6 separate regions of the Mus musculus genome follow, and all the other regions are linked to region 1. Evidence: chromatin loops called from intact Hi-C (ENCODE). Cell type or tissue: heart. All regions are shown on one strand.

Region 1 (5,000 bases):
GGAATCTTACAAACTTGCCCTTCTGCTCCCTCTTAGCTCCTTTTTTTTTTTTTTTTTGCTCCAAAGAAGCATATGTGTGGTACTATACCAAGACTGGAGATCAGGGCACAGAACTTTTTCTTAAGCGCCTAGCTCTGCTCGGGATGGAGTGGAGCAGAGGAAGGGCCCAAGGGAAAATGTGCCTTCCTTCTCTGAGAGTAGAAAAGACAAGTTGCCTAGACATCCTCGAGCTGGGCTTCCTTGACAGTAAGGCTCTGCGAAAGGAGAGCGGTGATTAGGGACTGTCTTGTAGCCACTCTGAAAAGAGTCTGGCCCGCTGACCTGCGCAGCGGAACAGGGTTCAGCGCAGGGGCGGGGGGGGGGGGGGGGGGACGGACTCAGCCCAAAGGAAACACATGATGGTAACCTTGGCTCAGCTTAAAGAAGCAGAAATGAGTTGGCGACATTAAGTTTGCAGTTTGTACTAGTAGAACTGGGAGGGAGGATGCAAATTATCGGGTTTGGAGAACAGAGTTGCTCAGACTACCAGATGCCCCGAAAGCAGTCACAGTTAATCCATAAATCTCTCCCTTTTACCTTAGTCACACAGCTTTCTTTGGTCCAGCTAACCAGGCGCGCTGCATCGCTGTCATGCACTATGACTTCAGCACCTGGTGTCGGGTTACCATTCCCTCCCACCCGCTTCCCAGCTCCATCTTTCTGACCACTCCCCCCCTCCCGGCAGTGCCCGGCCTCAAAGCGTGCTGATCCTGGAAGCGCAGGTGCCATTACGGAAAACGCCTCCAGACTCCAGATTCTCGGGCTGGAAGTCCTCCACGCTGTAGGCTCGACTCTTCAGGGCAGTGGCATAGTAGTCGACTGGTTCCTCCGCAGCGTTATCCATCCAGCTGAGGCACAGGATGCGCTGGAAAGAGCGCTTGAAGTTGTCCGACAGGAAGCCGTAGAGGATGGGGTTGGCACAGCTGTTGGCATAGCCCAGGATGACAGACAACTGGCTCACGGTGGCGTCGTCTTGCTCGGCGAACACGTTGACCAGCTGTACCACGTAGAAAGGCATCCAGCAGATGACAAAAACCATCACCACCATCATCACCATTAGAGTGATCTTGCGCTCTGAGCGCTTGCGCTGCTGCCAGCCAGCCTTGAGGGCCACCATGCGCATCTTGGCAATGATGAGCACATAACACAGGCAAATGGCCCCGACAGGCAGCAGGAAGCCCATGAGAAATGTGTATAAGACGAAGCCCACCAACCAGCGCTGGGCGGGCTCGGGCATGAGCATGTTGCAGGCTACCGTGCCATCGCTGTTGGCTGCGGTGCGTGAGAAGACCACGATGGGCAAGATAACCAGTAATGACAGGACCCACACGCCCAGGTTCACTACTTTGGCCACAGTGGGCCGACGGTAGCGCGCTGCCTTGATCGGGTGCACCACAGCCACATAGCGGTCCACACTAAGCACAGTCAGACAGTAGATGCTGGTGAACATGTTGACCGCATCCACGCTGAGCACCAGGCGGCAAAGTAGCGCGCCGAAGGGCCAGTGGCGCAACAGCGTGGAAGTGACCAGAAAGGGCACGCTGAGCATGAGCAGCTCATCAGCAATAGCCAGGTTTAGAATGTAGATGTTGGTAGCGGTCTTCATCTTGGCGTAGCGCAGGATCACATAGATGACCATAGAGTTCCCACACAGTCCCACCAAGCATACCACGGAGTAGATGAAAGAGATGAGAATGGCGCTACCCTGTCCCTCGCTTAAGGTCCCATTCTGGGAAGCGTTTCGTCCAGGCTCTTCCATGCCGTCCGCAGCGCCGGACCCCGGACCCCTGCTGCAGGCTCCTTCCCCGCAGCTGCCTGGGCTGGGGCTTGGAGAAGAGGAGGGAGAGGAGGCGGTGCCATTGGGGAACATCCCAGCTGAAGTGGGCCGGTGCGGCTGCCGGCTGGGGCGCTCACCTTGCGCCCTTGCTGTCTGCGCCCTCCCTAGGCTCAAGGCTCCAAGCTCACAGCTCACCGCCGCCTGGCGCCACCCGGCAGAGCGCAGCAGCTGTGGCGAGCGCGGCTCCGACTGAGGCCGCCGGGAGCATCACCCAGCGGCAGCTTGCTTGAGCGCTGTCTCTCTTGCAGCTCCGGGGGTCCTGGGCACACTGGAGAGTGGAGAGGAGAGGCCAAGAGGCTAGAGCCCAGCGCGGCACATCCATTAAGTGGAAAGGCTCTGGACTGATGAATGATTAATAAGCGGCACCATCGCGTCAGCAGCTACGAAAAAGCAGGCGGGGGGGGGCACATAGGTGGTTTATTCCCCCACCGTCATCGCTCCCCCCCATTTCTAGTCCCCTCTAAGCTCAACTCAAAGATTGCTTCAGATTTCTCTCACAGCATCTTCAGGCATTCCTAGGACAGACCTGAGGAGTTTCTCTACATTTCAAATGGGTAGGTGCCAGTCAAGAATGTAGATTCTGCCCCTTTCCACCCGACTCCTACTCTAAGTAAAGACTGAAGCAAACCCCAGACATTTATGTCTGGAGTTCTTCATTTCTTTCTGCTGCTGCTCTCTTCTGGTGATGGGGGCGACTCCACCTGTCCCTAAGCCACTCTCCAGGACAGGACCCTGAACACCTACCTCCTTTCCTGCTTGCCAGTTCTTTAAACCTGTACCTGGAGATTTCAGGCCTTCAGATCCCCAAGTCAATGATGTCTCCAGATGGCCCTTGCAAAGTGCTTGTAAGGTCTGGCGGCGCTCTGACGTTCTTTGCAAGGTCCAACTGCCTTTGGGGCTGGCCGCTGCACAAGTGCCCACGCAAACACTAAGCGGTGGAAACTAGACCTAAGCCAATAGCGGTATGAGCACGAAGGACCACAGTGGTGTGTTAAGGGATGCTGAGTTACAACATCCGTAGCCCTCCACTCTGCAGCAGGGAGTGTTCAGGGGAACTGAGTGAACCATTGCGACTCTCTAACAAAGCATGTAGTTCTCTGAGCCCCATCCACCTCCCCTAGGAATATCAACAGCAGAAATCAGGATGAGGGGCAGAGAGCTCAGGATGAGGCTGGCACTGCCCCAGGAACCTGCCTGGCGCCGTATTGGAAATCCATGTAGGTGTTCACTAGGGAAAGATTAGGCTGCGCGGCTTGGAACAGCTGTGCCCGCGCGTCCAGGCTGTACTTTGTACCCTGGAGAGTTGGCGGGGTGGGGGGATGGAAGTGGAGAGCGCCAAGGCCTGAACAGGCAGGTGTGCCAACTCTTAATCTATGAGTGGCTGGCTGAGCAACTGATGGAAGCCTGGGATCAGTGGCAAGGCATTCAAGCTTTCCTCCATGGAACCCTAAGGAAAACTAGGGCCTTGAGGTATGACCCCTCTGTGTCCCAAGTGCCGAAACCATTAAGATATGGATATTAAGATCCCAGGTCCAAAGCTCCTCAACCTACAATTCCCATCCCTAGTCTAGGAACTGCAGGCTTTTGTTTGAGAAAGAATGGATGTTGATATTTAAGGGACCCTGGAGTTCCCAGGACTCCGAACTTAGGGACTCTTTGGCCTTACAGTCACTTTCTGTCAAAGGATTCAATCACCTATTCCGTTTCATGAATGCTGTTTCCTTCCAGGAAATCCCTGCAAGTCTTAGCCTGAAGCATGGCCAGGAAGACTGGCCTGCTGCAGTCCAGTGCTCACTCGAGCTTTGCTGCTTGCAACTGCTTATCTTCCTCAGTCTCCCTCTCACATCTCCACCAAGAGGGGCACATTGGGAACTAGAATTACAGAAGCTGTTCATACCGGACAATCTAGAATGTGCAAATCTGGACACCGCATCAAAAGCAAAACGCTTATACCTTAATGGCTTGTTGTTTACTCTCAGCAACCGCCTACACATGGGTGCTCCAGTCTCTCAAACGAAGCAGTGCTTGGAGAGAAATAATCACGTGTACTGTCCATGACGGCAGAGCAGTCAGATCGCAATCAATGACCACAGACTCCCTCGGAGTGCGTACAACAGACACTGAATTATTCATGAGAAAAAAATGTTTGAGTAGAAGGGGAGATTTGATAGGACTGGGGCTGTGGAATGCATTGCTTTACCTAAACAAACCACCTTACCTGAAGTGGAATGTGAAATGGAGGGGAGGGAGTTATGTTTCAATAAATAAATAAATAAATAAGTAAATAAAAATAAATAAATAAATAGCAAATAAATAATACAGCATACATAGAGGAGGCAGGGAATGTATATTGGGGTAAAAACAAAACAAAACTGAGATTTTTCTGAGAGGAATATTTTCCTAGCCAACCCTTGATGAGATTTCAGTGCCTTTGCCAACCACTGATTTAAGGCACCTGGCTGCATTTCTGGGCTGGTTTTTCAAAGGTCACTATTTAGAGGCATTGGCTTTGATCATGGTGGTTGGGGTTTGATCATTGGTGGGGGTGGGAGTTTATGAAAGGCAGCTTTGTTGTCAGAATTTCATTAAATTCACTCTGCAACTCATCTTAGAAGAAAAAACTTCTTTCAACTAAGTTACGACTTTACATACGAATGAAGGAAAGCAGACAAGTGTGTCTGTTCCTGATTGTGAAGAGGTTCTAATGATGGACTATTTATTCATAAAAGAGCTTGACAATAGGACAGCTATAATTTTTTTAAAGGAAAAAAATATAAATGTAAACAAGGATCACTCATTTGAAACACTTGATCACTCATACATGCTGGTAGACATAGCATCCATCACAAGGCCTACTTTTACAAGCGAGTTTGATCTTTCACAAACTCTGTGACCCAGTATCTCCACCTCTGTCCTTTGCCCCTCAAAACTGAAATCAGGTATCGGGGTGGGAGAAGATAAAGAAAAGAAACAACCCAAATTTCTACCAGTTGATGAATGTGTGAACAAAAATATGGTACATCAATCAGTAAAATATTACTGACAATATGCTATTGGTGAACTTAGAAGACAGTTTGAAAACTCCAAGGGCAACGGTTACTTGGTTCAGTTCATATTGAGTAGT
Region 2 (5,000 bases), 120 kb before region 1:
ATAAGGCAAGAGTCAATCAACATATAATGAGAAAATTATCGAACAAGAAAAGAGTTTCTTGATCAAATATACTATGGACATGAAATTAGAAGTGATGCTAGTTAATGTTGATAGGACTTCCTTAGAAAATATCCTTTGGATGAATGAGCCAACACAGAAGACTGAGCATCAGAAACTGAGCCACTCTGTTTCCACGTAATGAACCATTTGACTTCCCCCAAGCACCATCTGGGAGACACATGTCTCCCTTTCTCTAAGTATACCTCCGCTTGTATAGATTACAAACAATCCAGGACAACTGTGAGAATCATGCCAGGGGCAATGGGCAAAGTCCTCAGATCTTTTGCTTAGGGGCCATCAGCATGGCTACAAGAGATGCCTGGATTTGTCAGAATAACTGCAAACCTACAGAAGTTTCCCACATAACCTGTGAACCAGCACAGACTCAAAATGCATAAATGTGACACACATTTAAGAAAAAAAGTGTTGCAATTTCCTACTTATACCCAAAGCAATTTGACAGAGATTGCCTTCTGGCAACCCGAAACGTCTCATTAACTTCATTCTACAGATGGAGACAAGGGTAAGAACGAGGTCTGTTTCCTTTTTACTGTCTTTGAGTTCCTACGATGGTTTGCGGCTTGTCGAAAGCAAGTTAGTTCAGCAATTGAAATCTCTTAGACTCTGGTGAACAAGTATAAGCTGTGCTTAATGAAACTCTCTTCAAGATGATTTGGATGACCAAACTGAATCTGATAGCAGCATCATATCCAAATCTCTGACATGCACTACCTAACAGCAAGAAGGCTAGCCAATGCCATGGATATTTGTATGAATGATTTTCTCGACATAGACAAAAATTCTCATTTGTTACCTATGTGAGCTGAACATCCTTACTGCCCTAAAACATGTTGATACCTCAGCTCATTCATTTGTTCATTAGTGCATTAGCACAATAGCTAACATTTAATACACTTTATTACACTTAAATTAAAAACAGCTGCTTGCCGGCTGGAGCCATGGCTCAGTGGTCAAGAGCACTGACTGCTCTCCCGAAGGTCCTGAGTTCAAATCCCAGCAAACACATGGTGGCTCACAACCATCCATAATAAGATATAACACTCTCTCTGGGTGCATCTGAAGACAGCTACAGTGTACTTAGATATAATAATAAACACATCTTTAAAAAGAAAAAAAAAACAACAAAAGCCAAAAAAAAATAACTGTTTGCTTAGAAACATATCTCAGTTCATAGAGTGCTTGCTTAGCATATAGGAAGGCCTATTTTGAGCCCCCAGACTATAGAAACTGAGTGTGGTAGTATATCCTTGTAAAACCAGATTTCATAAAATTAAAACAGGAGGATCAGGAGTTCAAAGTCATCTTGAGAAGGTACATGGTAAATTAAAAGCATCCTCGATTATATGAGACCGTATCTCCAAAACATACTGTTAAGTTAGCTCCAATCACTCTACTTATCTCCATTTTAACATGGACCGACATTCATTGGAGCTAAGTGATGTGGATGGTTAAACAGCAGGGAGGAGATAAAATGAGGAAGTCAGATACTCTTTACTTCAACTCCATACTTCCTTTGCACATAGTGATTCCTAGGAACTATGATAATCATGAATGATGGAGGATGACCTATTAAGACTTTGGAATGGCCTTCCAGACATAATATCTTATATTATTTCAGTTCCCAGGCTATCAATAATCAGAATGGTCCTTTGTATTATTTAAGTAATCTATTTTTATGTCTTTCTTTTTTTGTGTGTGAGAAATAGCTATTTCTAGTGGGGTGGTATTTAAATAGAGATTTATGTGATAAGAGAGAGTATAGAAACCATCACAGGGTAACACCCAGCCAGGGTAAGAGGAGCTCACTCAAAAGCCCTGGATGGAGAATGAGTTTGCATTCTAAGGAAAAGCAAAGATAGTGTGTCTGGGACATGGAAAAGTATGAATAAGCTTGTGGAGAGAGAAAAGTCTGCTTACAGGGATCTTGGTTAGAATCAGGCCATAATAGTATGAGGGTGACCTCAACAAAGTTTCAGTTGGAATGACATAATCTATTGTAATAGGTCTGAATTTGGTTGTTATACAAAGAAAGCATGGGGGAGGGGGGGAGCCAGGAATAGAAAACAAAAGACCATTAGGCAGGCACTATAATGCTCTAGGTAACTAATAGCACTGATCTGTAATTAAAAGGAATTGATAACAATAGAGAGAAGGAAGAGGGCTGGATTCAGGATATCTTTAGAAGGCAGCCACTTAGATTTAATATGAGAAACAAAGGAAAAAGAATCATTGTTTGTTTTCTCAATTATATACACACTTATAAAAATTGGTCTTTATTTTTGTATTGAAATAAAACTTACATTCAGTGAACATGTATAAATGCTCACCTTGAACCACGTTGTTTATATTTTATGGAAACTAAGTACTGAGAAAATTCCCTAGTCTTTCCAGTCAGCACTGTCAACATGCCTTCTCCTACCCTTCCAACACAATTCATTTTTTATGTTATAGACAGGTTCACTTTTTCAGAACAAAGTTTTATCTAATTTGTTCTTCTCTTTGGTAATTTAGTCATGCTCCATTGCAACATATTGCCCAAAATTCTTAACTTGCAATACAAACCTGTGCATTGATTCATGACAGTCACTTTCTACTACCTTTTTCTTAGTCATAGTTAGAATATTTCTCCAGCTTTCTTCATTTCCATTTATTGTAGCATTAGATATTAGATTTTGTAACATCTAATCTAAAACACTTTTATTTCCTGCTTCTGTACATTTTAAAGGCTGCAGTTGATCCATTATTATATGATGCAGACATCTATGTTACTGTCCATTTTCTAGTCTTCTTTTTAAATTTTAAACATAATTTCTTTTTTTTGGTATTTATTTCATTTACATTTCCAATGCTGTCCCAAAAGTACCCCACACACTCCTCCACCCACTCACCCACCCACCCACCCACTCCCACTTCCTGGCCCTGTCATTCCCCTGTACTGAGGGATATAAAGTTTGCATGACCAATGGTTCTCTCTTTCCACTGATGGCCGACTAGGCCATCTTCTGATTCATATGCAGCTAGAGGCAGGAGCTCCGAGGGGGTACTGGTTAGTTCATATTGTTGTTCCACCTATAGGATTGCAGATCCCTTTAGCTCCTTGGGTACTTTCTCTAGCTCCTCCATTGGGGACCCTGTGATCCATCCAATAGCTGACTGTGAGCATCCACTTCTGTGTTCTCGTCTTGTGTATTGCTACTAAAGGAAACATCATTCATGCATTGCTTCAGTGTCTCCCCTCAAATTTATATGTTGAAATGTCATCCCTAATATGGTGGCTTTAGTAATTAAGGAATTTGGGAAGTCATTTTGTTACTACTAAGAATTAGATTAGTGTCCTTATAGGGTTATAATGAGACACTCTTCTCCCATCCTGATGTGGGGCTCTGGCAAAAAGGTAGGTACTACCAAACAATGAATCTTTTTGTATTTTGATCTTAAACTTCCTTTCCTGAGGGAAATAAATTTAGCATTATTAGTTTATTGAATTTTTAAATATAAGCTGAACAAACTAAGCAATTTTAAAATTGCATGCTTTGTTCTCTGAAACATGTAACATTCCTGTCGTTTTATTGCCTCTCCTAACATGACTATTACAGATTGCTTGTGTTAGCTATCACACATGCATAGTACTAGTTTTGTCTTCAATAAATATTGTTTGATTATTTTATGATGAAATAATTAGTATCTATATTTGGACCAGAGATGTATCCCAGTGGTAGATCATCACTTTACCATGTTTATATACCTTGTATTTGGTTCTCTATCTCTGCAAAATTAATGCACCAGTAGTTACTGCATTTGATATCGATATTCCATCTCACCATTTATACTGCATATTCTCCATAGCAAGACTAACTCTCACATTTATTAACTGTCGTTCATACAATCTAGTAAAGTGATCTAAAGAAAGTAATATCCTAAAAAGTCAGCATCTCCCATCTTTTATAACTATTCACTTCTTTCCTATCCCATTGACTTCTTAATGCTCGGGCAGGCGCTTTACTAATGCATGTATTGATTTATCAGATGTGCTCACATTTCACTTGTTAGTTGTGAACAATGTGTTTGAGATGTCTGAGAGAACCCAGCAAATTGAAAACTGAAGGTTTATATAAGAAATTTTCAACTCTTAAAATTAACAAAAGATTCTAATAAACAGCTATGTGATAGAGAAATCTACATAATACAGAACAGTATGATGATGGTTAGCATAGAACTTATGAGAAGGTTGGTGACACTAGATCTTAGGCATTTGTAGTTCCTTAGTCAGGTACACAGACAGAAAGACACATACATACACACTTACTGACATAGACATATACACACACATTCACATAGACATACACACACACACTCACTCACACACATAGACAAATATACAGATGCACATACATACACACATGTACCCCTACATACATACACACACACAGATAGAGGATCAAAAAGTGGTGATCTTTTAAGATAATAGTATTAATTGTTTGATTCTAGCAACCATTTCTCAATGTGTTTTTGTATAAATGAAAAATGTTGTTCCTACCTTAAATAGAAACAACCTATATTTGTCAATTATACTTCAATAATATTGTAAAAGTAATTTTTCTTAAAAGACAATAATTTCAGTTAATAAAGAATTTTTCATAGAAAACTATTATCAAAAAAATAAAGTGTGTTAAAGTAACATTTACACATATTTTTTAGAGTGGGTTTTTATAAATTATTTTCTTTATTTACATTTCAAAAGTTACCTCCTTCCTGTTATCCCCTCCCCAAGTTCTTTATCCTCTCCCCCATCTCTGAAAGGGTGCTCCCCTACCTGCCCACCTACCCTCACCTCACCCCCACCAGCATCCTTCTTCCCTGGAGTATCAAGTTTCCACAGGATGAAGCATATCTTCTCACACTGAGGCCAGACAAAGCCA
Region 3 (5,000 bases), 330 kb before region 1:
TCTATATTCCCAGCCCTTCCCATCTCTGACAATCCCTGGCCACCAATCATCTTTACATTCAATGTCCTTAGATCCCAAGTCTATGTGGAATCATTTAGCACACAGCTCTTGTTTTGGTTGGGCTTATTTTATTTTAGAGTTCCATCTCCAGGCTTGTCTATGTTGATGCACGTGTTTGAATTTCCTTCTTTTTAAAAGATAGGTAGTATTCTATTACGCATGTATGGCACATTTTCTTTTTCATTGACTCACCAGCAGACACTTGATCTGTATACTATGGCTCTCGTGAGCAGTGGTATAATGAGCATACCCTTATAGCATTTCCTTTGAATATATAACAGAAGCTGGATTGCTGGATCACAAGTAGTTCTAGTTTTCTTTTCTAAAATCCCTTTTTCCTTTTACTAGCTAAATGGCACTCTGCTGTATAGATGTGTTAGTTATAATCTGATTTTCCTGCTTTTTAAATGTTTCTAGAACTGTAATAATCACAAAATTATTAATTTACCAATTTCATCAGTCAACATAGTTTCCATTGCACTGTATTGGGCTTTCTCTTGTGATGACAAATCATCATAAACTTAAAAGCTTGAGTGAATATTTTTAAGAATAAGATTTAGAATATAGTAAGGAATTATGCTGGTCTAGTAAAGTTGTGGTAGTAGAATATTTTGGAAGTCTTTAGCTTCACCATCCTTGGTTATGTTTTCAGTACCAAGCATAATTTCCATTCTGTTAAGTGGGCCTTAAGTCCAATTAGATGTCTATTGGTTGCTACCAACATGAGAGTGCCACTTATTGTACCTACGTGTATTTTGCTAGGCTGGTTATTTGTCATGGTTCATAGGTGCTGCAGCTGAGTAGGACTATTTAATTGCTTCCCTTCTTTGGCAGCTTACACAGTATTTTCTTGACCCAAAGATGCTAGACTATGGAAAAGAGGCTTTCAAGTCAAATCCAGCTCTCATCTTCCAAGTCCTATATTTTGTGTGTTCTGTCTTCAGCAATAGGTAGCCACCCTTAAACCTTGAGTGGCAGCCAAGGTATAAATATATAAATCAGTAGTTCTCATCATTCCTAATGCTGTGACCCCTTTAATAACAGTTTCTCATGTGTTGGTAGCCCCCAACAATAAAATTATTTTCATTGCTACTTCATAACTGTAATTTTGTTATGAATTATAATGTAAAAGTCTGTGTTTTTTGGTAGTTTTAGATGACCCCTGTGGAGGGGTCATTTGACCCAAAGAGGTCTCAGTCTACAGATTGAGAAACACTAATTTGCACTGTTTTGAGAGTCACTTGACTTACTCTGGGCAACCATTCAAGAGGAGGTTTCTCATGCCTGGTACTGAGATTTTTGTTAGTCAGTGGTTCTTGTTTGGATCAGCACAAGTGGTTTAACTTTCTTTACGAGAAGTGTGGTTAACTCCCTCATCAAAGAAGTCTTTCCATAAAGCAAATGGAAAATATCATGGAAAATCACAACTGGACACAATACAGAGATAAATGGAATCCAGGCAGTCTAGCCCTAATGGATGTATCTACACCACCACTCTTGAATCTATGGGTCAGGGAATATCTTGGAAGAGGAACTGGAAAGATTTTAAGAGCCAGAATACCAGGAAGTCTGCTGTAAAACAATCTCTCTTAAAATGACTGCATAAACAACTTGAACAATGGAAATGTCAATGGACATGTTAATGTGCAAGGGGAAAATTTTTGTATGGTCCCATCTCTAGACAAAGAACTATAGGCAACTAATCACTTGGAGGAGAACTAGGCTGTCCCAGGGATAAGCCCCCTCATCAGTTGTCCAATGCAAAGTGATCATCTCTGAAGTCATATATACACAAACAACAAAAAAACAGACTCAGCAGTTTGCATTTATGTATATTTGTGTGTGCATACACACACCTACCCAACATATGTGTGTTTTTAATAATAATAGTCAAAGAAAACATGTCTATCCTCTTGTTAGTTGCGGGACATGGGAAGGGCCTGAGGGACAGTAGTTAGGGTCTTGAGCGTTGAAAGAAAGAGGGAAAGTGGTGTAATTTTCTTTCAATTAAAACACATTAAAAAATACAATTATGTTTGACTCCTTTTTGCAAGCATAACAGAGTATCAGAAGTCTATCATGTTTGTCATCTGCTAGGATCTACCCAGCATCTGACTTAGAGAGATGCAGACACCCAAAGTGAAACAGTAAAATGGAGCTAGGGAACTGTTATAGAAGAATATGGGGTAGGATTATGGATCCCGAAGGGGATGGGTATTCCAAAGGAAGAGCAGCAGACTCAAGAAACCTGGACACTTGGTGCTATTAGAGACTGAATTACCAAAGAAGGAGCATTCACAGGCTGGACCTAAGCCTTCCTGAAAATATGTTGTAGATGTGCAGCTTGGTCTGCATGTGGTCCTGAACCCAATATTTCAAAAGTAGGGACTATCTCAAAAGCTTTTACTTGTCTGTTGGATATGTTCTTCTAGCTGAGCTGCCTTGTCTGGCCTCAGTGGGAAAGGATGTATCTAACCCCACAGAGACTTGATGTACCAGGGTATGGGGGATACCTAGAGAGTCCCCACCCACTCAGACAAGAAGGGGAAGAGGATTGGCAGCAAGGATTGTGGGAGGAGGTAACTGGAAGGAGGAGGGTAGTGAGTCGGATGTAAAGTAAATAGAAGAAAGAGGGCATGGAGGAGGGTATAGGGGACTTTCAGGATAACATTTGAAATGTAAATGAAGAAAATATCTAATAAAAAATTGAAAAAAAAGAAGAAAGAATGAAATTTATGAACCTTCAGTTTCTGTATGTAGAATTCTGTTGTGAGTTCACCAGGAAATCTATTCTGGGTCTCCTTAATCTGAAAATAAAAATATTGGCATGGACTGTGATCTCAGCCGGGGCTTTGGATTCATTCCAAGCTCATTAACTGTTGGCAGCAATTGCCTCACAGCAGAGTGGTGGCAGTGCCCATGTTCTGGCTAGACAGCTAGGTACTAAGGTTAGAGGCTAGAAACTCCTGTCCCTATAAACAGTGACTCCGATGAATAGCGACTTCTTTAGAGGAACAGGTGTCACTGTTTCTGTTACTGTGTCTTGTGCTGATGGACTCAACTAATTAGGTGAAGATCACCTAGCAAAATATCCCTTTAGAATAACCCAAACTCATTGGATTAAATTCTTTATTATACCAAGAAAGTTTCATTATCCAACCTTGGGAGAGCTCTTCTACCACATAGTCATAGGGTCTCTGTCCAAGGGGAACACATCATAAATATGTATTTCAAATTTCTTTGCTCACCATGTTGTGACAAATGTCTTCAGAACAGAAGTGCTTTGGACAAATATAGCTGCCACTTAAACATGGATGGTGGCCATGCTTGTGGGAAAGGAGAATTCTTAAGTGTTTTCATCTGACAATGAAATGCTTTACTGTTACGGACCAGTATTATATGATGACATCCAAGCAGAAAAAGACTCAGAAGAAGTGTAATATGATCCCCATGCCTAGGAATATAAATGTCCAGTGAACCACTTTGATCTACTTATATATTTAGATTGTTACAGGTCAGCTTCTTCAAGATCTTCTCAAGTATATATGTCAGAAATTGTATCTTATTTAGAGATTGACTCATAATTAACTGGTAGTCAATTTCATGGAATATTTATACGGAAGGTAAATGTTTTGATTCTATGCTCAAAGAGTGATCTATTTTTATATGTGAAGGTTTCATGTTGAGAAAGTTGTCAGTTGACAACTGACAGCTATTGGTTTCTTAGCTACATGGCTTACTGTGCAAGTTGCTGTTGTGCAAAAATTGACCTTGACAGCGTCCAAATCCCCACAGTGGAATAGGGGATCCAGAGAACACAAAAAGGTAGCAAGCCAGAGATGTGACAAGGAGGAGGCGTGAAATGTGGGCAGGCAAAATCTGTCAGCAGTGAAAGAGGTGGGTAGGGACTGTCTTTTCTAAGTTACTTTGTTGTTTTTGTCTCTCCCCATCCTCTGTTCTCTGTGTTTGTGTGTCTTACTCTGTAGCTTGGACTCGCTGTGTAGTCAGGCCAGACCTCTAACTTGTGACACTCCTCTAGTTCCAGCCGTTGGACCATTGGGATTTTTTTTCCCATAGGATTTCTAACTTCTGTTCCATAGTCAGAATCTTAGAATGATTCTTGAAAACCAACATTCAACTCACCATGAAAGTATTCATGTAGATATTTATTGTCAATGAGAGCATATAAAAGGTCTGATTATTTTGATTATTTCTTGAGATAATTTATTCATTTTGATTAAGTACTTAACTTCTGTTACATGTCAATGTAAATTTTGTAATGAATCTCTGAGTACTGATAATCTACTGTAAACAAGTCTTGATATTTTGCTATTCTTGCTTCAGTTACCTCCTACCTACATGATTTGCTATAACATTTTAAAGTGAATTCTACACATGAACTTCTTTAATCCATGCATTATGTATCAGTTGTCTATTTAATACATTAGGACTCCATTGACTTGTTATTTATTAGCCATTTAAGTTTTAGGTAGCTGTATCAATGAACAAGTTCCTCATTGTGCAAAGAGCTGGCTTTGTAAAAATTGAGCCATTGATTCTTTCTCATCTCTTAGTCAATGAATAATAATCTCTCAATATTTTACAAGACTCTTGTGATCAATAAACATTAACATTTAATTTGTATGGATTATGATAGCTGTCTTTCCTTCTTGCTCATCTCCCACATTTTTGTCATTATGGGTTATATATTTAATTTAACAAAGGTCTCACAATATGATTTATTTACTATCTTAGCCATGGTTCACTAAATGTGCCCTACATAGCCAAGGTGTACTTTAAAATGAGATGGCAGAGCACAGCTAGATTCTGTAGAGATGGTCTGACTCCTGAAAACCAGAGTTACTTTACCTAAGTTTCTAGTTTTGTGCTCCTCTCTCCTCTCTTTATGATGCAGCCTTAGTCTGAACTCACTGTATCTT
Region 4 (5,000 bases), 590 kb before region 1:
ACAGTGTGGACTTACCCCCCAGAGCAAACACACAACTGCGTGTGTGTTTTCCTCCACTCAAGGCTCTGGAAATCAATTTCGAACCCATAAAATAGAAGTTTCCCAAACCAAATCCGCTATAAAATTTACCTCCGTGGAAAGGCCGTAGCTGTTACAGGAGGGCAGGATGATAGATCAGGAAGGCTTTTCTGTTTAAATATTTAAATAGATTTCTATTTGAACAGCTAAATGAAATCAAGCTCACTCTTTTATCTCAATAATTAAAAAGAAAATTGCTGGGCTTTCTTTGCCAAATGCTTAGGGCCGATTTCCCCCTTCCTTGAGCACCATTAGGGTACTCAAGGGTCTCCGCGTTGCTTCCGTTTTTTATTTTGGGGGTGGGGTGGGGAACAGTTCAAGGAGCCATTCAGTTAAGTCCCATTTCCTGGACAACAGTGGGACAGACTCCACTGGCTTCCTAATGAAGAGCAGATAGGCTTAATCATTAATTGCCAGGTTAATGAGGCTGAACCATTACTCACAGGGCCTGTCTGGGAGAGACAACCGGAGCTGTGGCTCCAGGGAGGACAGCCTTAGGGCTCAGCATGTTTCTTCCTGTAATTGGCAACTGGGAATAGGCTTCTCTCTGTGACATTTGCATCCGAAGGCACCCCTTTTACTTGCAAGGCAGGATAGTTTTAATTTTGAGTTTAGGACTTATCTATGTCCGTTTCCCTTGGCAACACTATCTATGACATTTTTGTTCTTCGTTTTTTTTTTTTTTTTTTCTTTTCCCATTACCATGTAGTTCGTGGTTATTTAAAAAAAAAAATAGAAACCAGATAAATGATACAAAAATTGAACTAGGAGTAGCTTAAAAATTGGCCATCCACTCAAGAAAATCATTAGCATTTTGATTATTCCTGTCGCTGTAAAACCCACAACTCGTCTCTTAAATGGAGTAAGAGAAGAGTTTATTCTGGAGCCACTTTGAGGGACCGCGGTCCAGGAAGGCAGATTTAGGTTACCTCAAATTCCACGTTCCAGTGTGGAAGCAGTTTGTTTCATGATGTTTTAAAGTTTACAGAACAGAGGCGTGAGTCAGGGCAAGTTTAAAATACCCTGGTGGGAACATCTGAAAGGCGGAGAGATAGGGGAAGCTTTGCCACAGATCTTTGCTATCTCATGACATTCTTAGCTTTTGGGTTGGTGGAAGCCAATGGTCCAATAAGTTAATAGATTCCAAAAAGATTTCCATCTCCTCTCACAAGATGTTAGTTTCAACACAGAAGTGGTCAAGGAATGGCTGCTCTGGATGGCTAGAAGTGGTCCAGGATAAGGATATGAAACTGTGACACACTCCAAACTCTCCTTAAGAGTGAGATTCTGATCAGTTTCTCCAGACATGGCTGCTTCTCAGTTTTCAGTCACAGTTCCCCACGTTGGCCAAGCATCTCATTTTGTGCCTGCAGACGCCACATGTTATTTACTAAATATTATAAGGTTCCTTATAGCTAGGAGAAACTTGACTTTTTGTCTTGTAGTTACATGAATATGAAATATGTTATTCATAACATTAGAGACATACCACCTATATGTATGCATAACCATCTACCTGTACGCAAAGGCATACAGGCACACAGTGCCATGCTGTTTTAACATAATATATTATTATGTTTAGGTGAGTAAATGAGTTTTTTTTTTTTATAATTTTGTAAGATGGAAGATGGTGACATAACTTGTTTGAAGCTCTTTGCTTTATGTAGGATCAGGAAACCCTGCAGGAATTAAGGTTCTATATTTTCCGCTATAGTTATGGGGTGTTTATGAAAATTAGTGGCATGATACCTTAAGTTATGAACCTAATGAAAGTGAAGCAAAAATTTCAAACATCTCAGTGCTCCATATTAAAAAAAAACCCAAACAAACAAACAAACAAACACCTCCCAATGACACAGATATACCAGATTATTGCCTGGCTGGTATTCCATCTGATCTTCATGGACTGTAAAATGAAAGTTAATATTTTTCACATGTGATCGTCTGTAAATAGTTATGACTACGCGGTGATCTGGTGCCTAGCAAGGTGTGGGAGTTAGAAGCATTAAGGTTTCTACACAAAGGGGCTCTTTGCCCTGTAGGCACCACAGCTGTGCTTGCTGAAAACCTTACCAGCAGGGGGCGCTGTACTTCCAGGACATAACCCAGTCTTGTCACATGCTCTGGAACAGTTGGCAGAGCTTTGAATGCTGCTGTAAGAGCTCACAATTCTGCAAGCACAGAATTTTACTGGAAAGTTATAGTCTCTCATGAAATGTCATGAGTTTGAAGTCCTCCCATCAGAAGATTGGGGCAACAGAGCAAAAATGAAAAACATTATTTAATAAAAATTCACTGGTCGCTTATAATTGCCACACGGTAGAAACGTCACTCTCGAAGGGAAAATCCTCCCTGCAGACCACTGGGAAATAAAGACACAAGGGGCGTGTTTCCCAAGTGTACGCCAACAATGATGTTGATGGTTCTGTTGTGACCTGGGGAACCCATACGATTTCCCTGGAGAAGTCACATTTGAAATGAGCTTGCAGTGACCAGGAACATAAGGACAGAGATATGGAAGAATTCCTAAAGCAGTTAAAAAGGAGCAATGGTTTGACAAAGATGATATACAAAGTTTGGTGATCTTGCTTTCTATTACCCCAAAATGTAAGCTTGAATTTCTAGAGTAGAATTGCACAATAAAAACGAGAAAGGCCGATGGTTAGTGGAGCTTATGCTGTGGCTTAGGACACGTGGCCAACATATGATACATTCATTAGATGAAACCATCAGCACAGATACTTCCCAGACGGTTCAGGTCCCATTGCCTTGTATTTCAGTGGCTCCAGTTGGCTACTCCCTGTCCTTACACACACACACACACTCTCTCTCTCTCTCTCTCTCTCTCTCTCTCTCAGATACATTTACTCACATTTTCTCAAATACTCTCTTATGTACACACACTCGCTCACACACATGCACACACACATGCACACATATGCATTCACACACTCACACATTTACACACACACTCTTTCTCATATACATGTTCTCTCACGCACATTCACTCACCCACACACTTTCTTATACACATATATTCTCTCACACACATTCACTTTCTCTCACCACAGGAACACATAAAGAGGGGTGGGGGAGGGGAGGGAGAATTTCTTTTGACAAACATGGGAAAGGTAAGATAGAGAGACCTTCTTCACTCTTCATGTCCTGATTGTCAAAATTGGTGGACATTTGTAAATCACCATCGCCTAGAAAGAAAGAATCAGTCTGAACCTCACAGTTTATTTCTAGAGCTATGAGTATTTAAAGTTCAGTTTCCAATAAGTATGATTCACTGAAGCCTGTGGTCCTCAGGAAGGTAAATCAATACCTGTCAGTCTACCCCAGGAGTTGGGCTTGGTGATGATGTTGTAAACACTTTGCTGATAAAGTGGAAAAAGAAGTACTTCTCAGGAGGAGGAGTCAGTTGATTGCAGATCTGGGCAGGGTTATCCATCTTGAAGCTGCTATTTGGACAGTTACCTGTTGCTCTAAATCTTCCCTGTATTGGTGTGTGTTCCCAAGGGAGACACTGAAATCTAAGGCACCTTCTGCTGTGAGAAGCAACTTTCATTTCCTTTTCTTATGGTGGTTGGTAGTTTTGCTGTTTTCTAGACAAAAGAGATGGAATGTATGGGGGAATCTTTTGGCTCTAAGTTGTGTAAAATTTGTGGCCTTATTTTGGGTTTAAGTGTAAGTGACAGCCCCTGCAGAGTGTCAGGAGGGGACAGTTCCAAGGCACCTGTTACTTTGATGAAGCACTGATGGACTTTGTCAGTTACCTGAAGAAATAACTTCTCTTTCCTGGGAAGTGGAACTTACATCAGAACTGGGCATGTTGTAGCTTCTAGAGTATTATCAATGTTTATTTTTGGCTATGTTCAAATGTGTGCTTATGTCTTTAAATGTGTGTCCATCTACTTCACAATTGAGATTTTTTTTTTTTGGTTTTTGTTTTGTTTTGGAGGGTGGGAAAGGGAAGAAAGAATGAGAAATGATTGGGTTTGAATAGGCAAGCAAGAGTGCAGAAAGAAGCAATGGCATTAAACATGTTTGAGAGACAGTAATTGTAATGGTGAGCATATGAGCAAGACAGCTGCCTGCAGCATATATGAGAAACAACCCAAAATGTGCAATAATACTTGGTTATCGATCTAGCCCAGGATCCTCAGAAAACTGTGCCTATCCTAGCTGGTTCTTCTCCTTCTCCTTCTCCTTCTCCTTCTCCTTCTCCTTCTCCTTCTCCTTCTCCTTCTCCTTCTCCTTCTCCTTCTCCTTCTCCTTCTCCTTCTCCTTCTCCTTCTCCTTCTCCTTCTCCTTCTCCTTCTCCTTCTCCTTCTCCTTCTCCTTCTTCTTCTTCTTCTTCTTCTTCTTCTTCTTCTTCTTCTTCTTCTTCTTCTTCTTCTTCTTCTTTCAACTTGATACAAGCTAGATTTATCTGGAAAAAGGAACTTCAATGGAGAAAATATCTCCATCCAATTGCCTGACTGAAAGTCAGTAGGGAATTGTATTGATTAATGATTTCTATTTGAGGACCTGGCCCCTATAAGTTGTAGAAAACAGAAAGCAGAGTAAACTATGGGGAGCCAAAGAGCAGCACTCCTCAATTTCTTTCCTCCTCTTCCTCCTCCTTCTTCAGATTTATTTATTTATTTATTTATTTATTTATTTATTTACTGCACACTGTAGCTGTGCAGATGGTTGTGAGCTATCATGTGGTTGCTGGGAATTGAATTCAGGACCTCTGCTCGATATGGCCCAACTTGCTCTGGCTCAAAGATTTATTTATTATTATATGTAAGTATACTGTAGCTGTCTTTAGATACACCAGAAGAAGGCATCAGATCTCATTACAGATGGTTGTGAGACACCATGTAGTTGCTGGGATTTGACCTCAGGACTTTTGGAAGAGCAGGCAGTGCTCT
Region 5 (5,000 bases), 120 kb before region 1:
TTGGACATATGAAGCATGTTCATAGCAGCCTTATTCATAATAGCCAGAAACTGAAAAGAACTCAAATGTGCCATAACTGAAGAATGAATACAAAAAACTGTGATTCATTTACACCATGGAATAATATTCAGTTATCAAAACCCAGGGCACCATGAGTTTTGCAGACAAATGGATGCAACTAGAAAATGTCATCCCGAGAGAGGTAACACAGACTCGGAAGGACATGCATCATATGTACTCTGGCTGCCTAGGGATTAAGACGTAGAACTCTCAGCTCCTTCTCCAGAAGCCTGTCTGTCTGGATGTTGCCATGCTTCCTGCCCTGACGATGACAGACTAAACCTCTGAAACTTTAAGCTAACACCAATTAAATGTTTCCTTATAAAAGTTGCCATGGTCATGGTGTCTCTTCAGAGTAATGGAAACCCTAACTAAGAGAGACTAGGGACTGGGGTATTGCTATGATAGGCTTGACTATGCTTTTGTCTGAAGGAATGTGGATTCTGGGACTTTGTAAAGCAGTGGAATGCTTTAAGTGGGGCTTAACAATGGGGCACACTAATAGAAGCATGGAAGACAGTGTTCCTGAGCCTGTTTTGAACGGTGGGTCCCTAGCTCAAGAGGTTTTTCTGAGGAGAAGAATTTTAGTGTATGGCCTAGAGACTGTTCCTGTAATATTTTGGTGAAGAATTTGGCTGCTTTTTGTCCTGTCTGAAGAGTCCACCTGAGGCTAAGGTAAAGAGATTTTTATTAACTTCCTTTGCACTGACAAAGGAAGTCTCAGAAAAACCCAGCACAGACTTTGTCTTCTTGTATACTCTCATGAAGAGCATTTTGATCAAGTGTAGCAAGCTTAGAAAGGAAAAATACAAAGTTTATGGTTCAAGTATTATAAAGGGGAACCAGGAAGTAGAATGGAGTTGAATCCTACATTCAAGATTACGGAAGTGGTGACCTTGAGCCAAGTTGTCCTTCAGTTAAGTGTATTGTTCATGCTTTTGCGTTTGAACAAGGCATAGTTCTATCATGTTAGGTATTATTACTTGGTTATTGTTTTCATTTGGACTTTTAATGTGGAATGAACTACAATCCAGGCATGGTGGTACACACCTTATTCTCAAGATATAGATATAAGGAGATCTCTGAGTTCAGAGCCAGCCTGATTCCAGGTAAAGAAAAGCTTAAGTCCAGGCATGGTGGAACACACAATCAATTCCAGCATTCAGGAGACAGATCCATGCAGATTGCTGAGTTCAAAGTCAATCTACAGAGCAAGTTCCAGGGCAACCAAGCTTAGGCTGTGAAGAAGTTGGAAAGCAGAAAGCTGGTGATAATGTAGTAGAAAAAGGTGGCCATATTCCAGCTCTATCAAGCAGCAGAACTTGGAAGATTTAGCTATGTGCCTCTGGCTTTAGAGTCATGAGTAGTAGGGATTATTACTGGGACAATTGATGCAAGTTATCTGGAGCTAAGAAATTAGCAGTGATTAAGAGGAGACCAGCATCACAGAGTTGAAATCTTCTGGGAAGTGTTTTCTGAGAGCACAAAGAGCTGTGTTCCAGAGAGAGCCAAGGTTGTATATCATGCTCCAGCTGGATTTTGTAATGTATAAGACTCACCCAGGTGGTACTGGTTTTGAAGGCATGAAGAAATCATGGAGAACAGCTGGAGCTTGGCACCATGAGAGGCACTTGGTGAAGGTGAAGCCTCAGTTGAAGTTGACGGCACAGGTCTGAAGGGATCATGCAAAGAAGTTGAGCCTCACACCATGAAGGAAGCCTATGAGAGGCTATTGGCAAAACCTAGTTGCAACAAAGGACTGCAGGATACTGGATTTGTCAGTACCATGGAATGGCCACTAAGAACATCAGTAGCAATGAAGTGAATTTACCAGACCCTGAAGTACTTCAGAGGGAAGAGCTGGAGATGTGACCTAAGCCCTTTGGAGGAGCCCAGAAGATCACGTGTGGATGGATTCCAGACATTGGAGCAAGAAGCTGTAACTTTGCAGTTGCCTTGGAGCCCCATGGATGTTGAGGATGCTAGAGCTGTAGGATATCTGCTGAGGAAATCTGCTATCATGGAGTGGAATGACCCAAAGAGAAATAATTGTGCGGCAGTAACAAAACAGAAAAGAGGTGGTGATCTGAAGAGCCCTTTGACATCAGTCATGGAGATGCAGAATTTGGAGTTTTCCCAGCTGGCTTTTGGTCTTGCTTTGATTTAGCATTTACCCACTATAATGTTTGTTTGTAATGGTAATGTATATCCTGTGACGTTGGAAGTATGTGGTCTGCTTTTTGACAATTAAGTGATTGGATAAATTTCAGCAGAGACTTTGAACTTTGGACTTTTAACATTGCTGAGACTGTAATAGACTATGGGAACTTTTGAAGTTGGACTAAATGTATTTTGCATTATGCTATGGCTATGAATGGCCCCATAGATTCAGGTGTTTGAACAAGCCTATGGGGGCCAGAGTGTGGAATATGGTGGTTTGAATAAGCTTGGCCAGGAGGTGGCACTATTAGGAGGTGTGACCTGATTGGAGGAAGTGTGTTACTGTGAGGGTGAGCTTTGATACCCTCCTCCTGGCTGCCTGCTGATGTCAGTCTCCTTCTGGCTGCCTTACAATTAAGATAAAAAACTCTCAGCTCCTTCTCCAGCACCATGTCTGCCTGGATGCTGTCATGCTTCCCACCATGCTGATAATGGACTAAAACTCTGAAACTGTGAGCCAGGTCCAATTAAATGTTGTCTTTTTTAAAAGTTGCCTTGGTCATGGTGTCTCTTAACAGCAATGGAAACCCTAAGAGAATGCGTATTCTTTGAAACAATGCAAAATAGTGAAGCTGCTGTGGTAAATAATATGGAAAAGCCTTAGAAACCTTATCACTGTATGACCCAGAATTCCTACTTTGGGTAATTGACCCAAAGCAATTTACATTTAGATGTAATTGTATAGCTCCCAAATTCTCTGAAACATTGTGCATAATAGCTGATATAAAAAAACCACCCAGGTGCCCATTAACAGATGAAAGACTAAAGAACATGTGAAATATAATATGGAAAAAAAGTGAAATAAAATGGAGTGCCACTTGCCTAAAAAAGAAAGGAATCCCTCAACAGAGGAATGGATACAGAAAATGTGGTAGATTTACACAATGGAGTACTACTCAGCAATTAAAAACAATTAATTTATGAAATTCTTAGGCAAATGGATGGATCTAGAGAATATCATCCTGAGTGAGATAACCCAATAACAAAAGAACACACATGATATGCACTCACTGTTAAGTGGGTATTAGCCCAGAAACTTAGAATACCCAAGATACAATTTGCAAAACATATGAAACTCAAAAAGAAGGAAGACCAAAGTGTGGATACTTCGATCCTTCTTAGAAGGGGGAACAAAATACCCATGGAAAGAGTTACAGAGACAAAGTTTAGAGCTGAGATGGAAGGAAGGACCATCCAGAGACTGCCCCACCCGGGGAACCATCCCACATACAACCACCAAACCCAGACACTATTGCATATGCCAGCAAGATTTTGCTGACAGGACCCTGATATAGCTCTCTCTTGTGAGGCTAAGCCAGTGCCTGGCAAATACAGAAGTGGATGCTCACTGTCATCTATTGGATGGAACACAGGGCCCCTAATGAAGGAGCTAGAGAAAGTACCCCAGGAGCTAAAGGGGTCTGCAACCCTATAGGAGGAACAACAATATGAACTAACCAGTAACACCTCCCCCCGCCCCCCAGAGCTTGTGTCTCTAGTTGCATATGTAGTAGAGGATGGCTTAGTTGGCCATCAATGGGAGGAAAGGCCCTTGACAAAGATCATATGCCCCAGTACAGGGGAACGACAGGGCCAGGAAGCAGAAGTGGGTGGGTAGGGGAGCAGGGTGGGAAAGGGTATAGGGGACTTTCCAGATAGTATTTGAAATGTAAATGAAGAAAATATCTTTTAAAAAAGCAAAAACAAAAAACAAACAAACAGAATTGAACCCACAGGATGCTGTGCTAAGAGAAGTAAACCTGTTAAAGGGAAACAAATGCCATGTGATTTCACTACTGTACAGGCCACGATAATCCAAATTGTCCATATGATGTCCAGTGAAAGATACTCTTCACTAGTGTGCAGGGTACGAAGTAATCCACACTACATAATCAGAGTAGGATGCATTATGAGGGGCTGGGACAGTAGGGAAAAGAGGAGTGACTTGCAGGTCTCCTTCACAATATTATATATGTAGTTAACAAAAACTATTATTATTAACATGTGTTAAGATGACAGGTTCCTTGTTAAGCAGTGCTATTAAAATAAATGGTTTTCAAACAAGATAAGGACTATAATATGTGATGGAGGTTATCAATGGGAATTTTATTGTAAAATCAAGCTGTGTGAAATTTTACTTTCAGGAAAGCAGCAAATGGCTTTTTAGATGAAAGTGTTTTCCCAAATCACCTTCCTTATATTTGATGATTGTCATTCAGTCATAAGGTAGCTCTCCAGTTTTAGAATATAGTGCAGAAACACATGACATCTGTGGAAAACATAGGAAGATGAGTGCTATTGTGGGCCTGGAGGAGATAGGCTGTGAAGACAACCACAGGCTGACCTGATCTCTGACTCTCCATTTCCTGGACTCCCCAGTCTTGTTGTTTTTGTCGCTCTTAATCCAGTATGTCCTTGTAGTTATATTTTTTAAACTGGAGGCTGAGGAGTTTGTTCGAAGCCTTATTAATGCCATGGACAGACAGACAGACAGACAGACAGACAGAGGGGCAATGACATAGTGTAGGCTCAAAAGACAGTTTAGGACCCAACACTAAAGGCAACATAGCACAGTCTCTGAAGAAAATCAGAACCCACGTGGCAAATAGTGTCTGTATTTAGGTCTCCTGAGGTGTGTATGAAGGCAAGATATATTATTCCTTTACTGGTTGATCAAGGAAGTGCCTAAGCTCTTCAATGTCTGAGGACTCTGACTTACT
Region 6 (5,000 bases), 330 kb before region 1:
AAGATGAAGAGGAAGATGAAGAGGAAGAAGAAGAAGAAGAAGAAGAAGAAGAAGAAGAAGAAGAAGAAGAAGAAGAAGGGGGAAGGGGGAAGAAGGGGAAAGAGGGAACAGGGAAGAGGGGGGAAGGGGGAAGAAGGTGGAAGGGGGATGGAAGGGGGAAGAAGGGGGAAACGGGAAGGGGGAAGGGAGGAAGGGGGGAGGGGGGTAGGGGGAAAGGGACAGGAGAAAAGAAGAAGAAGAAGAAGAAGAAGAAGAAGAAGAAGAAGAAGAAGAAGAAGAAGAAGAAGAAGAAGAAGTAGTAGAGCTGGACATTTCCATCAATCATCCATTACTGCCATTCCATCTTTTTTCTGGTACGTAGGTCAAACATTAACTAGTCTTTTCTCACTGCTCTAAGTTTAGCTTTAAGAACACCACAGCATAGTCTTTTGTGGGAGAACCTTTATACTTTTCTGTTTGGCTTTGATTTTGGGTTTATGGAATCAGGCAAAACTAGGGTTTGAGCCTCTGTTTTACTATGTTCATTGCATGAAGTTCACCAGTCTAGCAAATTCTTTAAAATTTAGTTTCCTTACAAATTAATTTATATGTGAAAATATTTATATAATTTCAGAGATAGTAGCATGAAAAGTCCTTAGAATAATAAGTACTTGACACAAAAACTAGGAGAGGAATGATATTTAGTTTTCATTTTTCTTTTTGACAGGGTTTCAATAATACTGACCTCAAAGTTGCTGCAATCCTGCCTCAGGCTCCTGAGGGCTGGGGTTAAAACATGTGCTGCTCAGCTTGGTTTCCTTATTTTCAGTTTTGCTATCCTGCCCATCTTCTGGACCATCTTATATTCTTTTAATGAAGTCGATACTGATTTCTTATCACTTATCTCTGTTGAAAGCTCACAAATTATATGTTAAATGTGTACCTAAGTCACAGTTTACTCTTCTATAGTGGTTCTTGCTACTTTGTGGGTTCCTCTTTTTCCCACTCTTTTGTAGCAGGATTTTCCCTGTCCAATTAATTTAAACATTAGTGCAGCCGGAAGCCTGTGATTGGACAGGGAAAGGGAGGCAGAACTAAGAGTTTTGGAGACAGGGGGTGACACAGGAGAAGGGAGAAGGAAACAAGATGGAGGATGAACAGGATGATTCAGATTCAGTGTGGCTTTAAATAGATAGATATATATCATATAGGTAGATATAATATCATATAGGGATGGAACAATTAGGGTAACTTGCCTAATCTAGGTGGGCAGCTTGTATCATTATCAATTGGTCCTGAATTTATTGTGTGAGCATCTGTATATTAAGACTTTATTGATATATAAATCTGACTGATTAATTATAAGCTTCTAGAGTTTTGTTTTACTGGGTTACTAGAATGTGGGACCTCTGACCATAGGGGATTTATGGCTGAGAAGGTACGGGCGGCACTGAGACAAGTGACCTAGAGCTGGGAAGACCACTGCTGGGGCTAGACTAGAGACAGAGGTGGTGAGACTGCCACTGGGAGTAGCACAGGAACTGGCTGTGCTTTTTAATATTTCCCACAACAACCAACCTCCCTAAATAATCAACAACTACCCACCAACTTCTCAGGGTCCTAGAATTTATATACCCTCTGAAAAGTTCCCAGAATTCTAAATGTTACACAACTGCCGAATCCATCTACAGCTGACAAACCCATGTCTCTGCCAAAGCACGAGGCAAATCATAGTCAGCTGCTGCAGACAGTCTGAAGCAGCCTCATATCCCTGCATGTGGGATTAAAATGAAAGTGCATTATTTTAATATTTCTGTGGGTTTCTTTTTTTTTAAAGAAACTAACATTCCAGAATTTTCTTTACACTGGACTGCCTGTTAGGTGAGGCGCTTTGAAGTGAGGTAAGTGAGTTTTAGAACTGTTTGTCCAAAGGACTAGCACAGATGAATTGTACTTCCCTGACCCTGTGGTGCCCAGCACAAGAACTGGGGCCACCTCTGCCACACAGCAGCAGGCAGGTTTTTTGAGGTCTAACAGCAAGGAACAGCAGCACTAGGAAGATGAAAGTGTCTTTAGAGGAAACTTAGGTTGCCTTGAGAGAACACTGGCATTTTATTACAGGTTATACACTTTGAGAAATGACATAGCATGGCCTCTTATTCCTGAATATATACTGGTAAGTGGAAGTTTCCACTCAAAATTCATTTTCAGTTTGGAATAGAATAAGTAAGTATTACACTTATGAAAATTCAGTATCCATGTGCAACTGAAGAGGGATCCCTGAGGTAGAGTCTGGACAGTCCTGGGCACAGACACTGCGGCCACAGATTGTGTCTGGTCCATTGACTGGAGAGGCCACAGGCAGCCTGCCACAGAAGATCACACTCTGGTTTCCCATATATGCCTCTTTATTTTACTCCTTGAGGCACTGGAAAAACAGTTGTTCTTGGTCTCCAGAGCACTTTGCTGTAGAAAATTTCTAACAATTTGAAATAAAACAAAACAAAAACCCAAAATGAATATGGTAAACTCATCATGCTCTAACTTCAATAAAAAAGGAGTGGTTTCTGTTTTGTTTATTTAAAATGTAATTTCCTGAGATGATAGCAGCATCAGGTAAGAAGTGGCTTTCTTTAATTTGTTGACCAGATGAAATATGTAGTTTCTTACACAGAACCTTAAAAGCCTTCATTCAGAGACCCTCATGTTACAGGACTGGTAAGGCCGAGAGTTCAGGTGTAGACTGGAGGAACTTGGCAGTGCTTGCCTGGATTTCTCTGTGGACCAGACTTCCTGGCAGCTGAAGTTAAGTTCCTCCTAAAAAAAACTTCCTTTGACACTATGCAGTGTGACTGCTTTGATTGGCAGACACACTAGCTTTCTCTTCCTTAAAAATAAGCCATCTTGGCAAAGGAGACTTAAAATTAGTTATTATTTGATGAGTCAGCAATAAAACCAGGAAGTGGAATGTACTCAACGGAAGCACGTTCTAATAGCAGCAGGGCTGAGAGACTACGGAACACAATGCAAGCCTTAACTCATGGAGGAGGTTTCCCGTGCCTGCAGCTGATAAATTGCTTTTGAGGCTGGATAAGATACTGGTCCCAGAAGACTGACAGGTCTGCTTGTACTTTCAGAGAGCTGCAATGTGGTGTGCAGATAGTGTTTAAGTGAGAGTTCTGAGAGCATCCTAGTGTGGGATTTTACAGCTACTGTGGCCTCAGCCATTGGAGAATAGTCGTCTGATTACTTACCCTATAACCACTTTCATTATGGATTAATATCAGCCTTAAAAACAAAAATCGAGTGTGGTAAAATTGTCTGAAAAGGAATTCTCTGCCTCTCGTTCTCCATTTCCTCACCTTCTGGCTGTGAATATCAGCCTCGGCTCTAAGCATGCTAACCCTGAGCAGAGTGTGCCTGTCTGGGAAGTGTGCTCTTTGCTTTAGTGCCTTGATGATTAAGCCCCGAGGGCCAACAGAAAGAATGGAAACAGACAACCTCAGGAAAGAGGAGGTTGCGGGGGGGGGGGGGGGGGGGGACGGGGGGGGGACGACCCTCCAGAATGCACCAGAGACCTGGGAGGTGAGAGACTCGCAGGGATCAACTGGTGGGACCTTAGATGAAATGCCTGAGAGCAGGGAGAGGGAACTTAGAGAGCCCACCTCCAGCAGGAAGACAGGACATCAGGTGAGGGATGGGGTGCCATCCCACAGTCACACATCTGACCCATAATTGTTTCTGTCTAAAATAATTAAAGGGATGGAAATGGAGAGGAGCCTGAGAAGAAAAAGGTCCAGCGATAGGCTCAAAGTGGGATCCAGCTCAAGGGGAGGTCCCAAGGCCTGAGGTTATGGAATACTTACAAAAAGGGACCTATCATGAGTTCCCTCTGAAAGACCCAACAAGCAGCTGAGAGAGTCACATGCAGATATTTGCACCCAACCAATGGACAGAAGCAGCTGAACTCTGTTGTTGAATGGGGGAAGGCAGAAAGAAGCTGAGGAGAAGGGTGATCCTGTAGGATGACCAGCAGCCTCAATTAATCTGGATCCCCGAGATCTCTCAGATACTGGACCACCAAACAGACAGCATACACCAGCTGATATGAGGCCCCCAACACATACAGTAGAGGACTGCCGAGTCTGTGTCCAATCAGAGATGATACTCTTAACCCTCAAGAGACTGGAGGCCCCAGGGAGTTTAGAGGTCAGGTGGGGTGGGGGCTGGGGGCATCCACGTGGAGACAGGAGTGGTGGGGAGGAGGTGTGGGATGTGGAGCTGTCGGAGGGTGGATTGGGGGAGCAGGGGATGGAATATGGAGTGTAAAATATAAATTAATTAAAAAAAAGAATTTTACATTTAACACACAGAAAGCCTTTTAAAAAAATAGCTTAGATTCCGGAACTGAATTCCACAATGAATCTTTTTTTTGCTGATTTTCGTCTTTGGAAGTGGGAACTTATAGTTACTTTCCTCCTAGTAACTGAGAATGAGAAAAAAAGAGATGGAGGGAAGACTTCAAATAGGCTCAACAGAAGACTTCAGACTTCTTCATCCTGAGGGTGTGTGTGTGTGTGTGTGTGTGTGTGTGTGTGTGTGCTCTACCATCCCATCACCTCACCATAAAGCCAGGCCGTCTTCAAGGCTTCGGATGAAAGGCCCCTTAGGCTTGTCTGTGATTAACGTTGATTAGCTAGAAGTCACTGAGAATTTTGAATCCAAGATCACTAGTGAATCAGATTCAATTTGCATAAACTATGAGGCACTTCATTAAGGCTAATCATTTCCCTCTGTCTTCTGGTAATAAATCATCCTTCTATAGGGCTCATTTAGGCTGAGAGGGAACATTCTGCCATCGCCTTTTGTCAGCTCTGTCAACATCCTTTCCATTGTGCCCGCTGACCTCATTTGCTATGGTTGTACTTCTAGGATGCTCCATCCTGGGGCTGCATCCGTGAAAAGGTTTCCTAGACACTGAAGCTATGATTCATTAGCAGTCCTGTGCCAATAACCAGCAC

The links. Hi-C counts contacts between places; a loop is a spot of excess contacts. Peaks named below come from ENCODE experiments on the same cell type or tissue, not always from the same donor. Only the 100,000 strongest peaks of a DNase experiment are listed, where the experiment ranks them.
Region 2: it touches region 1 in a loop (2.6-fold over the local background); 4 of 42 quality-filtered maps call a loop at or near these places.
Region 3: a loop joins it to region 1, with 2.0 times the contacts of the local background. A loop is called at or near these places in 3 of 42 quality-filtered maps.
Region 4: a loop joins it to region 1, with 4 times the contacts of the local background. A loop is called at or near these places in 8 of 42 quality-filtered maps.
Region 5: it touches region 1 in a loop (3.0-fold over the local background); 4 of 42 quality-filtered maps call a loop at or near these places.
Region 6: a loop joins it to region 1, with 2.7 times the contacts of the local background. A loop is called at or near these places in 3 of 42 quality-filtered maps.

Annotation. Positions count from the first base shown.
Region 1 is chr12:58,209,502-58,214,501 of GRCm38, reverse strand. It overlaps Sstr1 (somatostatin receptor 1), which reads right to left and starts at 2,698. Exons shown (of 2, transcript NM_009216.3): 1 at 2,621-2,698; 2 at 1-2,256. The coding sequence starts at 1,909. The coding sequence ends at 734. In heart, a CTCF peak has its summit at 2,026; no DNase peak of the experiment used is centred here; H3K4me3 peaks cover 2,405 bases; H3K27me3 peaks cover 3,680 bases.
Region 2 is chr12:58,325,372-58,330,371 of GRCm38, reverse strand. No RefSeq gene overlaps it. Among named protein-coding and RNA genes, the nearest start is that of Clec14a, 59 kb to the right of the region's middle. In heart, no CTCF peak of the experiment used is centred here; no DNase peak of the experiment used is centred here.
Region 3 is chr12:58,543,986-58,548,985 of GRCm38, reverse strand. All of the region lies in intron 1 of Gm30687 (a long non-coding RNA gene), which reads right to left. Among named protein-coding and RNA genes, the nearest start is that of Gm40427, 28 kb to the right of the region's middle. In heart, no CTCF peak of the experiment used is centred here; a DNase peak (open chromatin) is centred at 2,935.
Region 4 is chr12:58,799,777-58,804,776 of GRCm38, reverse strand. No RefSeq gene overlaps it. Among named protein-coding and RNA genes, the nearest start is that of Sec23a, 210 kb to the left of the region's middle. In heart, a CTCF peak has its summit at 2,148 (motif pointing right); a DNase peak (open chromatin) is centred at 2,146.
Region 5 is chr12:58,331,895-58,336,894 of GRCm38, reverse strand. No RefSeq gene overlaps it. Among named protein-coding and RNA genes, the nearest start is that of Clec14a, 65 kb to the right of the region's middle. In heart, a CTCF peak has its summit at 2,506 (motif pointing right); no DNase peak of the experiment used is centred here.
Region 6 is chr12:58,536,392-58,541,391 of GRCm38, reverse strand. The region is part of intron 1 of Gm30687 (a long non-coding RNA gene); the gene reads right to left. Among named protein-coding and RNA genes, the nearest start is that of Gm40427, 21 kb to the right of the region's middle. In heart, no CTCF peak of the experiment used is centred here; a DNase peak (open chromatin) is centred at 2,851; H3K4me3 peaks cover 621 bases; H3K27ac peaks cover 977 bases.